2 separate regions of the Homo sapiens genome follow, and region 2 is linked to region 1. Evidence: chromatin loops called from intact Hi-C (ENCODE). Cell type or tissue: CD4-positive, alpha-beta T cell. All regions are shown on one strand. Region 1 holds the start of MCM6 (minichromosome maintenance complex component 6). Region 2 has its middle 270 kb from the start of CXCR4.

Region 1 (5,000 bases):
TTATTGAAAAACCTTTGTAATGTGATGTGGTGGGTAGGTGGGGTTGAGGATGGAATTTGAATTCCAGACTAAGTAGCTAGGAGGTAAATGTGTTACACTGCCAGAGATAATGAAAAACAAACAGCACCCTGGGAGCCTAAGGAAGAAAGGATTAGTGCCTCTCAAAAAGGTGTACAAGGTTTCACAAAGGTGTGAGTTTTTAGCTGGGCTTTGAAGGAGGAACTATCAGGCAGACAATAACATTGCCATAGGTAGTGAAATGGAAATTAAATTATGGTTTTAAGTATACCAAAATTTCCTAAGAAGGCAGCATTATTCACAATAGCCAAAAGGTGGAATGAACCTCATTATTCACAATAGACAAAAGGTGGAATGAACCTGTGTCCACTGAATGGATAAGCAAAATGCAGTATATATACAGGTTGAGCAGCCCTCATCTGAAAATTTAAAATATGAAATGGTCCAAAATCTGAAACTTTTTGAGTGCTGACATGATTTTCACTGGAGCATTTCAAATTAGGGATGCAATTGGTTAAGTATAATGTAAACATTCCAAATCTGAAAAAAAAATCCAAGATCCCAAACTCTTCTGGTCCCAAGCGTTTCAGAAAAGGGATACTCAATGTGTACAGACAATGTTATTTAGCCTTAAAAAGTAAGGAAATTCTGACACATGCTACCTCGCAGAGGAACCTTGTAGACATTATGTTACACAAGCCAGACACAAAAGGACAAATACTACACGCTTCCACTTATATGAGGTACCTAGAGTGGTCAAACTCATAATGAAAGGAAGCAGAGTGGTGGGTGACGGTGGCTGAGGGAGAGGGTAACGGAGGAGAGTTCGTGTTTAATGGGCACAGAATGTCAGTTTGGAAGATGAAAAGAGTTTGGAGCCGGACACGGTGGCTCACGCCTGTAATCACTTTGGGAAGCCCAGGCGGGGGGATCACCTGAGGTCGGGAGTTCAAGACCAGCCTGACCAACATGGAGAAACCCCATCTCTACTAAAATACCAAATTAGCCGGGCGTGGTGGCGCATGCCTGTAATTCCAGCTAGTAGGGAGGCTGAGGCAGGAGAATAGCTTGAACCCGGGAGACGGAGGTTGCGGTGAGCTGAGATGGTGACACTGCACTCCGGCCTGGGCAACAAGGGCTAAATTACGCCTCAAAAAAAAAAAAGTTTGGAGATGGGAGAGTGGTGACGGCTGCACAACGAGGTGAATGCACTTAGTGCCACTGGACTCTACACTTAAAAATGGCTAAAATGGTCAACTTTGTTATGTATATTTTACTAAAAAAGAACTTCAAAAGCCATTCCAAACTGCTGACCCTTCATCCTGGAGGCCGTGGTGTATCTGCTCCAGGAAAAATAACCGGTGGGTGAGGCAAGCCAGGGAGGAGGTTGGGGTTATGAAGCTAGGAGCCCAGAGGCACAGAAAAAAAGAAGAGTAGAGAAAGGAAAGGAAGGCCAGAGGGAAAGGGGAGCAAGGGACCCAGAAGAAGGGATATGGTGAGCTACTCTCTGCAGGGCAGGGCTCCGCCCCCCAGCAGCTTTCAAACCACAGTTGACGCAGAAACTTTCATCAGCACAAGAGGCGAGGGTGGCCCGTGCCCTGCGAACCCCCAGCACCATGCTCCCGGCTGCGTGGCCCAGCAGGGCACCGACGAGATTCAATGGCACTTCGGCCTCCCACTCGACCTGGCCGCACCCAGCGGCCCAGTTACTATACTCAGCGAGCCCAGGTTTCCGCGCCGGTCACCGAGGGCTGTGCAAATACCAGGCTCGCGGGGTGGTGAGCATCAAGTGACAGAAGCAAAGCGCTGAGCACTGGGCACGAGCGTCTTAGGGCTCGAGATGGGTTTTACTCCAGAAAAACCCAGCCTGTCCCAGGCTCCTCGCGGCCGCCGGGCTCGGAGCCTAAAGTTGGGGGGCGGGCGGGGAGGCGCTTCCCGGACGCGCGACCCCCAGGTTCCGGAACACCCGCCGCCCACACGGCACCGCCTGGCCCAGACGCCGCAGGCTCCGGAGGCGGGCGAGGCCCGGGGCGCTCGCCGACTTACTCCTCCAAGAAGTCCAGGAACAGTTTCTGGCACTTCTCGGCCACCTCGTCGCGGACCTCCAGGTGCTGGCTGCCGGCGCCCGGCTCCGCTGCCGCCGCGAGGTCCATATTTGCTTAGTGCCGAGGATTCGCCTGCGCCACGCTCGACCGCCACAAGTCGCTTTTTTCCAGACGCTGCAGCTTTGCGCGCGCCGCCGCCGCTTCCGCCCCGCCCCCTCTTCCGACCTGCACGGCCGGAACCAATCGTGACACAGGAGCTGGAGATTTCGCGCCAAACCTGACCAATGAACGGCGCCTCTCCAAGAGCCCCAGCCCACGGAAAGGGATTTCGCGCCAAATGCAAAGCCCTTCTGGAGAAAGCCCATCTGCCTTTGCGCCTGCGCAGTGTAGCCGTGGCCCGCGGGTATTTTTGGCTGCTGGAACAAGTTCGAATCTGAGGGTTTTGTCCGAGTGGTTTTTCAAATGTTCTTTAAATCATTCCACTGATATTAATTGAACGATCGGAGTAAGACTCTATGGAAGAGAAAAATGAGTAAGCCGCTTCTGCTGTCTAGTTAGAGGAAATAATGGAAACCACAGTATAAAACCCTGTAAAAGAGTCAAAGAGATGTCTAAACCTTGCATGGGTAAGGTGGCACAATTATTGTGGTGGTGCTGACCGAGGAAAATCAGCGAAATATTTGACATTGGCCGGGCGCGGTGGCTCACAACCTGTAATCCTAGCACTTTGGGAGGCCGAGGCGTGTGGATCACCTGAGGTCAGGAGTTCGAGACCACCCTGGCCAACATGCAGAAACCCCATCTCCCCTAAAAATACAAAAATTAGTCGGGCGTGGTGGTGCACGCCTGTAATCCCAGCTACTCGGGTGGCCGAGGCAGGAGAATCGCTTGAACCTGGGAGGAGGAGGTTGCAGTGGGCCGAGATCGTGTCACTGCACTCCAGCCTGGGCAACACAGTGTGACTCCGTCTCAAAAAAAAAAAAAAAAAAAAGAAAGAAAAAGAAAAAGAAAGAAATATTTGACACTTTGATTAATCTTTTTTTCTTTTTCTTTTCTTTTTTTTTTCAGATGAAGTCTCACCCAGTCGCTCAGGCTCGAGAGCAGTGGCGCGATCTCGGGTCACTGCAACCTCCAGCTCCCGGGTCCAGGGGATTCTCCTGCCTCAGCCTCCTGAATAGCTGGGATTGTAGGCGCCCGCTACCATGCCCAGCCAATTTTTGTATTTTTAGTAGAGACAGGGTTTTCGCCATGTTGGCCAGGCTGCTCTCAAACTCCTGACCTCAGGTGATCCGTCTGCCTCGACCTCCCAAAGCGCTGGGATTACGGCCGTGAGCCACAGCGCCCGGCCTTAATACCCTTCTTAAAATGCACTATTGGCTTGAGTTATCCTTATGTTTTTTTCCCCCATCTTTCCCTAACCATTTCACTTGGTTTTTCTGCCATCTCTTTGGCCATTCCTGATTAGCATCCTTTGTAGGCGCCTCTCCTTCAGTGAGTCTTTTAAATGTTCTGGTTCCAGAGCCTTCTTTTCCCGTAAAGTCGCTCTCTTGGGCGACCCTTTACACTCCCTTGGCGTTAATTAACATCTGGGTACTGATGATATCTATATGTGTATTTCACCAACCAGTACCTTTTTTTGGCCTCCAAGACATTAAGAGAAACGGGGACCACTTCCATTTTTTGAGGCTTGTTGCATATTAAAAATATTTTTTCTTTCTTTTCTTTTTTTGAGACGAGGTCTTACTATGTTGTGCAGGCTGACCTTGAACACCTGGTCTCCAGCAATCTGCCTGCATCCGCCTCCCGAGTAGCTGGGATTTCCTGCCACCACCAAATCCAACTTATTGAAAAATTTTTTCTTTTTCTTTTTTTTCTTTCTTTTCTTTCTTTCTTTCTTTCTTTTTTTTTTGGAGACAGAGTCTCGCTCTGTCATTAGGCTGGAGTGCAGTGGCAGGATCTCGGATCACTGCAGCCTCTGCCTCCCAGGTTCAAGCAATTCTTCTGCCTCAGCCTCCTGAGTAGCTGGGACTACAGGCGCACACCGCCACGCCCGGCTGATTTTTTTTGTTTTTGTTTTTTTGTTTTTGTATGTTAGTATAGACGGGGTTTCACCATGTTGCCCAGGCTGGTCTCAAACTCCTGAGCTCAGGCAATTCGCCCACCTCGGCCTCCCAAAGTGCTAGGATTACAGGCGTGAGCTACCGCGCCCGGCCTGAAAAGATTTTAAAATGCCAAACAGAGTGGACAGAAGCTCAAGTAATTATTTTAACATACGTACAAATACACTATTCACAAGATATTTACAGAGTTTAACAAAAAAGCTCAATGCTGGCGTGTTGCAGTGTATCTGTAATCGTATGTATTACCTCATTTGAAAATGAACACTCGGCCGGGCACGGTGGCTCACGCCTGTAATCCCAGCACCTTGGGAGGCCGAGATGAGCGGATCACGAGGTCAGGAGATCAAGACCATCCTGGTTAACACGGCGAAACCCCATCTCTACTAAAAATACAAAAAAATTAGCCAGGCATGGTGGGGGGCGCCTGTAGTCCCAGCTACTCGGAAAGCTGAGGCAGGAGAATGGCCTGAACTTGGGAGGCGGAGCTTGTAGTGAGCCGAGATCGTGCCACTGCACTCCAGCCTGGGCGACAGAGTGAGACTCCTTCTCAAAAAAAAAAAAAAAAAAAAAAAAAAAACCCGAAAATGAACACTCAGCCGGGCGCGGTGGCTCATGCCTGTAATCCTAGAACTTTGGGAGGCCAAGGTGGGTGGATCACTTGAGGTCAGGAGCTCCAGACCAGCCTGGCCAATATGGTGAAACCCCATCTCTACTAAAAATACAGAAATTAGCCGGGCGTGGTGGTCGGTGCCTGTAGTCCCAGCTACTCAGGAGGCTGAGGCAGAGAATTGCTTGAACCCAGGAGGCAGAGGTTGCA
Region 2 (5,000 bases), 510 kb after region 1:
AAAAGCATCTTCCGTTTTGACTGAGAGGAAATGGGGAGGGGATGTGGTGCAGCGTCAAAGGCAGGGTCTGCTGACGAAACTTGGTGGTGGTGTTTCTCAAACAGAAATAGGACATTCTCACTCTCCGTGACACTCAAACTCCAAAGTTTCGGCCTGGGTGGTGGTTGCACCTGTCACTGACGACCTCACTTGACTTTGAGTTAAGCTGCCCAGGCAGCCAGAGCAACTGTGCCCTGGAAGGCGGCCCTGCCATCAGACAGACATGTTTTTCATATATTCCTGATTTTCATGTAGTAGTTCACTGGACATTTACTGCACACCTACTATATGCTAGGTGCAAGGGATTCAGCAGTGAATAAAACAGTTGCAGGTCTTGCTCTCAAAGACCTTTCAGTCCTGCAGGAGACAGAGGCAATAGAGAAAGAACAGCTTACTTGCATGTATAATTAAGATTTTTGCTGTGACGTTAAAGTTCAGAATGCTGTGAGACTGTACAATGGGGCAAAACCTAATTTAGATTGGGAGACCAGCAAGATAAATGAAACAGGAATGGAGTTCAGATGAGAGATGAAATAACACTGGACTGAAGTGGAGACAGGCTTTCTTTTTTCCTCAAACACCTCCCTTCACATCCAGGCATAGACCACTGGAAAAGTAGTTGCCCTGCTTCCTGATATTACTGTCCTCTAAATACACACACTTTGTGTACCCCCTCCATTCATTTCCACCCCGTCAGTCATTCTTGCCTGTATAAATTTCAACTTTAGCCACAGCCCTGGCCTCACTTCTTATAAAGCCTGCTTCACTCTTCAGTTCTCCAAGTTCTCTCTTCCTTTAGGCCTTTTTTTTTTTTTTTCAGGGTGGTCTGGACTGCTCTTTCAACCTGATTCTATTTGCCCATGTGGCATGTTTTGTTAATCCCATGGCCATACGTATGCTGGCATGTCTATAGTCCATCTGTGCAAATAGATGATACGTAGCATTTCCTCAACCAGAATACTGAGGAGCCTATGCAAATGAGCCATAATAGATCTTATCCTTCAGCCTGCTCACTTGAATGAGTTAAAACTGAGATACAGAGTAGTTAAAGGGGCCCACCAGTCACTGGACGAGAGTCTCAGACTATGATCATGTCTTGTTATTTTATCTTTATATCTCTTCAGGGCATTTGTTCCAGAGTCAGAATGCAATAGATGTTTTCTCTTTGATTGTTTATTCCTCGAGTTGGCCCATACATGTACTATCCCCTGTTCTTCCATTACTCATTTCAAGCAGTAGCTGTAGCATCTGTATTATTTAGCTCCTCTGTATGACTTGATTATCTTATCTGTCAAATGGGTATAGTAATTCAAATCAACAAACATTTATTCAATACTTACTATATCTCAAGGACTTTGCAAAGCTTTGGCGGGGGGCGGGGGTGGGTGCTGCAATAAGCCTGTTAAGATAGATCTGTACTCTTGCCTTAAGGAAACACACAGTGGTAGAACTTGGTAAAGGAATAACTACACTATAGCAAAAATGTCTATAATAAAGGAATATGCAACATATGGGAACACAGAACAGAGTAACTATTGCCTGGGGTAAGTGGAAAAGCTCATTAACACCTTCTCTACTTACCTTGAGTTTGCATTATGAGATTCTAATGAGATCATGCAGTGAAAGTGTGATGAAAAATGGAAAGGATTGTGCATGAAAACTACTAACCAAATGGATGGCAGTGTGATATGGGAGACTTTGGAGAGAGGTGAAAGAAGAAAGTGGTGGCTGCGACAAGAGGTTTGGACAGCATCTGTTCTGATGAACCAGTAAGTCTTACACACAGATAAAATTCAGAGGCATGGCTATAGACCATCTGAGCTACAGCCACCCCAGCTTTAAATTAAGATTTTGGCCACAGGAATGACCCAACCTCTTCATTCCATTAACATAGGTGAAAGCTCTGTGACCTGGAGTATTTGTCACCATTATCCTCCCATTGGAAGAAGATGATTGGGAAGACTGGAATTAGATGAGCGGAGGGAATGCTGGTGGGAGTGGGCCTTTGGAATGGGAAGCCCATAGCTATGACCATCTTGTCAGAACTAGGAGCCCTGATGGGCTAGTGAGAGAGTCACTTCTCTCTCCTTGTCCCTGCATCTGTAATCATGGAGATCTGAATGATGTGTTGTTTTGAAATAAGTGGTTTGCAAACATGAGCAGCTGTCATAATAATGAAAGCACAACATTCAGAAAATTACTCTTTGGTTAGGATTGACAATAGTTTGGGTCAAAGGACATTGCCCAAAGCAAAATAATTATGTATGGTGCAAGTCTGACATCATGCTAGGAGGCATTCTTTAAAAACCAAAAACAAAAAACCCATTTGTGTACCGTCCTTGACTCTTGGTTCTGCCCAAGCTCTAGAGCGACATCCAACCTAGCCCTGAGAATAGGAGAGAAAAGTGACAACAGGGCACTCTCTGCTGGTGAGGCAGACCCACTACAGCTCATTGCCAGAGTCTCTGCCTCTGAGCCAAACCTATAAATCTCAGGAACATCTACAAGAACTGTTTTCATGTCCCAAGATGTAGAGGGATATCTTCTGCTTGCTGAGAAAACATTCTGAGGATCTTGCTGGGCTCTGTAGCAATAAAACAGGCAAGTACCATGTAGTCTTTCATAAATGGCTCATTATTGGAGTGAAAATGAAGCAAGAATAGCCCCAGTGTAAATCACTGTGACAAACGAGTAACTAAACTAGCATGAGGGCTCTCTGTCTTATACAACTGTCTCTCTTCCTCCTTTGCTTCCTCCACTTAGCTAACATTAACCAGCAAGGGGTATTCTTTCTTTGAAGTTGAATCTGTGGTATACTGTGGAAACAGCAGCAATTGTGGTACCCCCAAACCATTAGTGGGGTCTCCTCTTTGTGGTTCTGTGAGCCTTCAGGAAGTATAAATGGAAAGAGGAAGACTAGAAAGGAGATAATTCAAATAACCTGTTGTCTTCTCACCCCAGGAGGGATGCCTTTGCTACTGACCAATACACAGATGTTGCAGTGGCTGTTAGCACAAGTCTCTGTGTGAAAAAGGGTTGTGATCTCTGAGCCCATGACTGGAGCTGTCCTCTGCTCAATTTTATGGCAGTACTGCATGATACCTTAACTGTAGTAAAAATGAAGGGAGGTCTGTACAAACAACAACACCTCAATGCTGTCTGTCTGGATTTATTTATCTTTGACAAAAGCTGACTTGAGATACTCAAAGCCAGCTGGAGATGGCTCCACTGGAAATTCAGCAGGACGGACTTTCCTAGCCTTTGCCTGGACATCCTTGCTTACCTATAGGATCCTTTTGGCCTGATCATTTGTCTATGCCATGATGCAAAATACCAGGTTAGAAAATGGAGTCTCTGGCACCCCCCATTTTGCAAATAACAGGAGCAGGCCTGTGATTACTGCAGCAGAAGTTTAAAGCAATGAATACTGGATGGATCATAGGTTGAGCCTGTGGTGGGAGGGTTTTGCTGCATGCATGTGCTTTAGCTACTATATTCTTTTTCACCTAGTGATTCCCTCAAAATCATTCTTTGGTTATGGCAAAGAATGTATAGTGGCCAATAGTGCATTACCCTCACATAAGGTCTGCTACCACCACCCCTATATCCTTTGTGCAACTTTGAGTGAGCTGGGGAGAAGGACAGGGAAGAAGGAATAGAAGTATTTTTTATGGTGGAGTCTCTCTGCAGCAAAAACATGCTCAGGCAGTTCCTGGGCCCCAAAGGATGCAGAATCTGGCACCACCTTACTTGAAGCAGAGCGTACAGTGTATTTTTCTTCATAGATAGCCTGTAAAGCTCTGCCAATAGGCCTATTTTTCTCAGGGCTAGTGACTCATTTGGGGCAGTGAAGCAGGAGTGAATCTCATGGACAGATGGTGACCTCGTGTTTGGAGGACACCCTAGAGGGAATCAATCAGACCAACATTTTTCACTTTTTTTTTTTTTGCAACTAATCCAATCCACGTATTTTGAACATTTAAGTAAATTGCATAGTACACACTTTTAACTAAAACATGCAAACCCAATGTCAGTAGTCATCACATCATCGCAAACAACTTTTGTAACCAATTCAATCTTTGTCCCTTTCTTTCTTTCTGACAGATTCTCACTATGTTGCCCAGGCTGGAGTGCAGTGGCGCAATCTCGGCTCACTGCAACCTCCACCTCCCGGGTTCAAGCCATTCTCATGCCTCAGCCTCCCGAGTAGCTGTGACTACAGGCGTGTGGCACTACATCTGGCTACTTTTTGTATTTTTGGTAGAGTTGGGGTTTTGCCATGTTGGCCAATCTGGTCTGGAACTCCTGGCCTCAAGTGATCTGACCACCTTGGCCTCCCAAAGTGCTGGGATTACAGGTGTGAGCTACTGCATTTGGCCCAGCCTGATTTTTTATATTTTAATGCTCAGATAGCTCCTGCCCAATAGATACTGCAAATCAACATGTTAGCATACTTGTTTATAACTTAAAGATCTCCTGAAACCATCAATGGGAAACTTAAGAACATGACCTGTCAGGAGCATACTGATCCTCAAGGGAGTTTTCCCATTGCTCAAGTGATTCTCCTGCCTTGGCCTCCCAAAGTGCTGGGATTACAGGTGTGAGCCACTACACCCGGCCTCGATTGCTCTTTTGAGGAACATTCTGTCACCATCGAGAATTTTCCCCATAAATCCTCAGGAAAATAACTTATTGAAAATGTTCCTTGGTCAATGCCCATTTCTTAGTCAATGTCCATGAATGGGTGGGGGACTTGGGCAGGTTACATTGACCAAGTTGGCATATGCATAACTTGTCCTAGATACTTGATTATGTCTAGGCATTAGGCCACTAGGTAAAGTTGCTAGACTGCTCCAAATGACACAGCTACCTTTGACTCTCCCATAAAGATCTCCCCGTGTGTAGATTACTCATGTTGAGAGTTCTGAATGCTGCCATTCAGCTGGGTATCTGGTCTACAC

Evidence for each region. A loop is a pair of places that touch in the nucleus more often than their neighbours do. Peaks named below come from ENCODE experiments on the same cell type or tissue, not always from the same donor. Only the 100,000 strongest peaks of a DNase experiment are listed, where the experiment ranks them.
Region 2: a loop joins it to region 1, with 11 times the contacts of the local background. A loop is called at or near these places in 6 of 110 quality-filtered maps.

What each region holds. Positions count from the first base shown.
Region 1 is chr2:135,874,195-135,879,194 of GRCh38, forward strand. It overlaps MCM6 (minichromosome maintenance complex component 6), which reads right to left and starts at 2,249. Exons shown (of 17, transcript NM_005915.6): 1 at 2,065-2,249. The coding sequence starts at 2,171. RefSeq lists enhancers at 1,339-1,874, 1,644-1,773, 2,464-2,523 and a silencer at 1,844-2,003. In CD4-positive, alpha-beta T cell, no CTCF peak of the experiment used is centred here; DNase peaks (open chromatin) are centred at 1,577 and 2,347; H3K4me3 peaks cover 2,093 bases; H3K27ac peaks cover 822 bases.
Region 2 is chr2:136,382,398-136,387,397 of GRCh38, forward strand. No RefSeq gene overlaps it. Among named protein-coding and RNA genes, the nearest start is that of CXCR4, 270 kb to the left of the region's middle. In CD4-positive, alpha-beta T cell, a CTCF peak has its summit at 2,471; DNase peaks (open chromatin) are centred at 4 and 2,454; H3K4me3 peaks cover 364 bases; H3K27ac peaks cover 510 bases.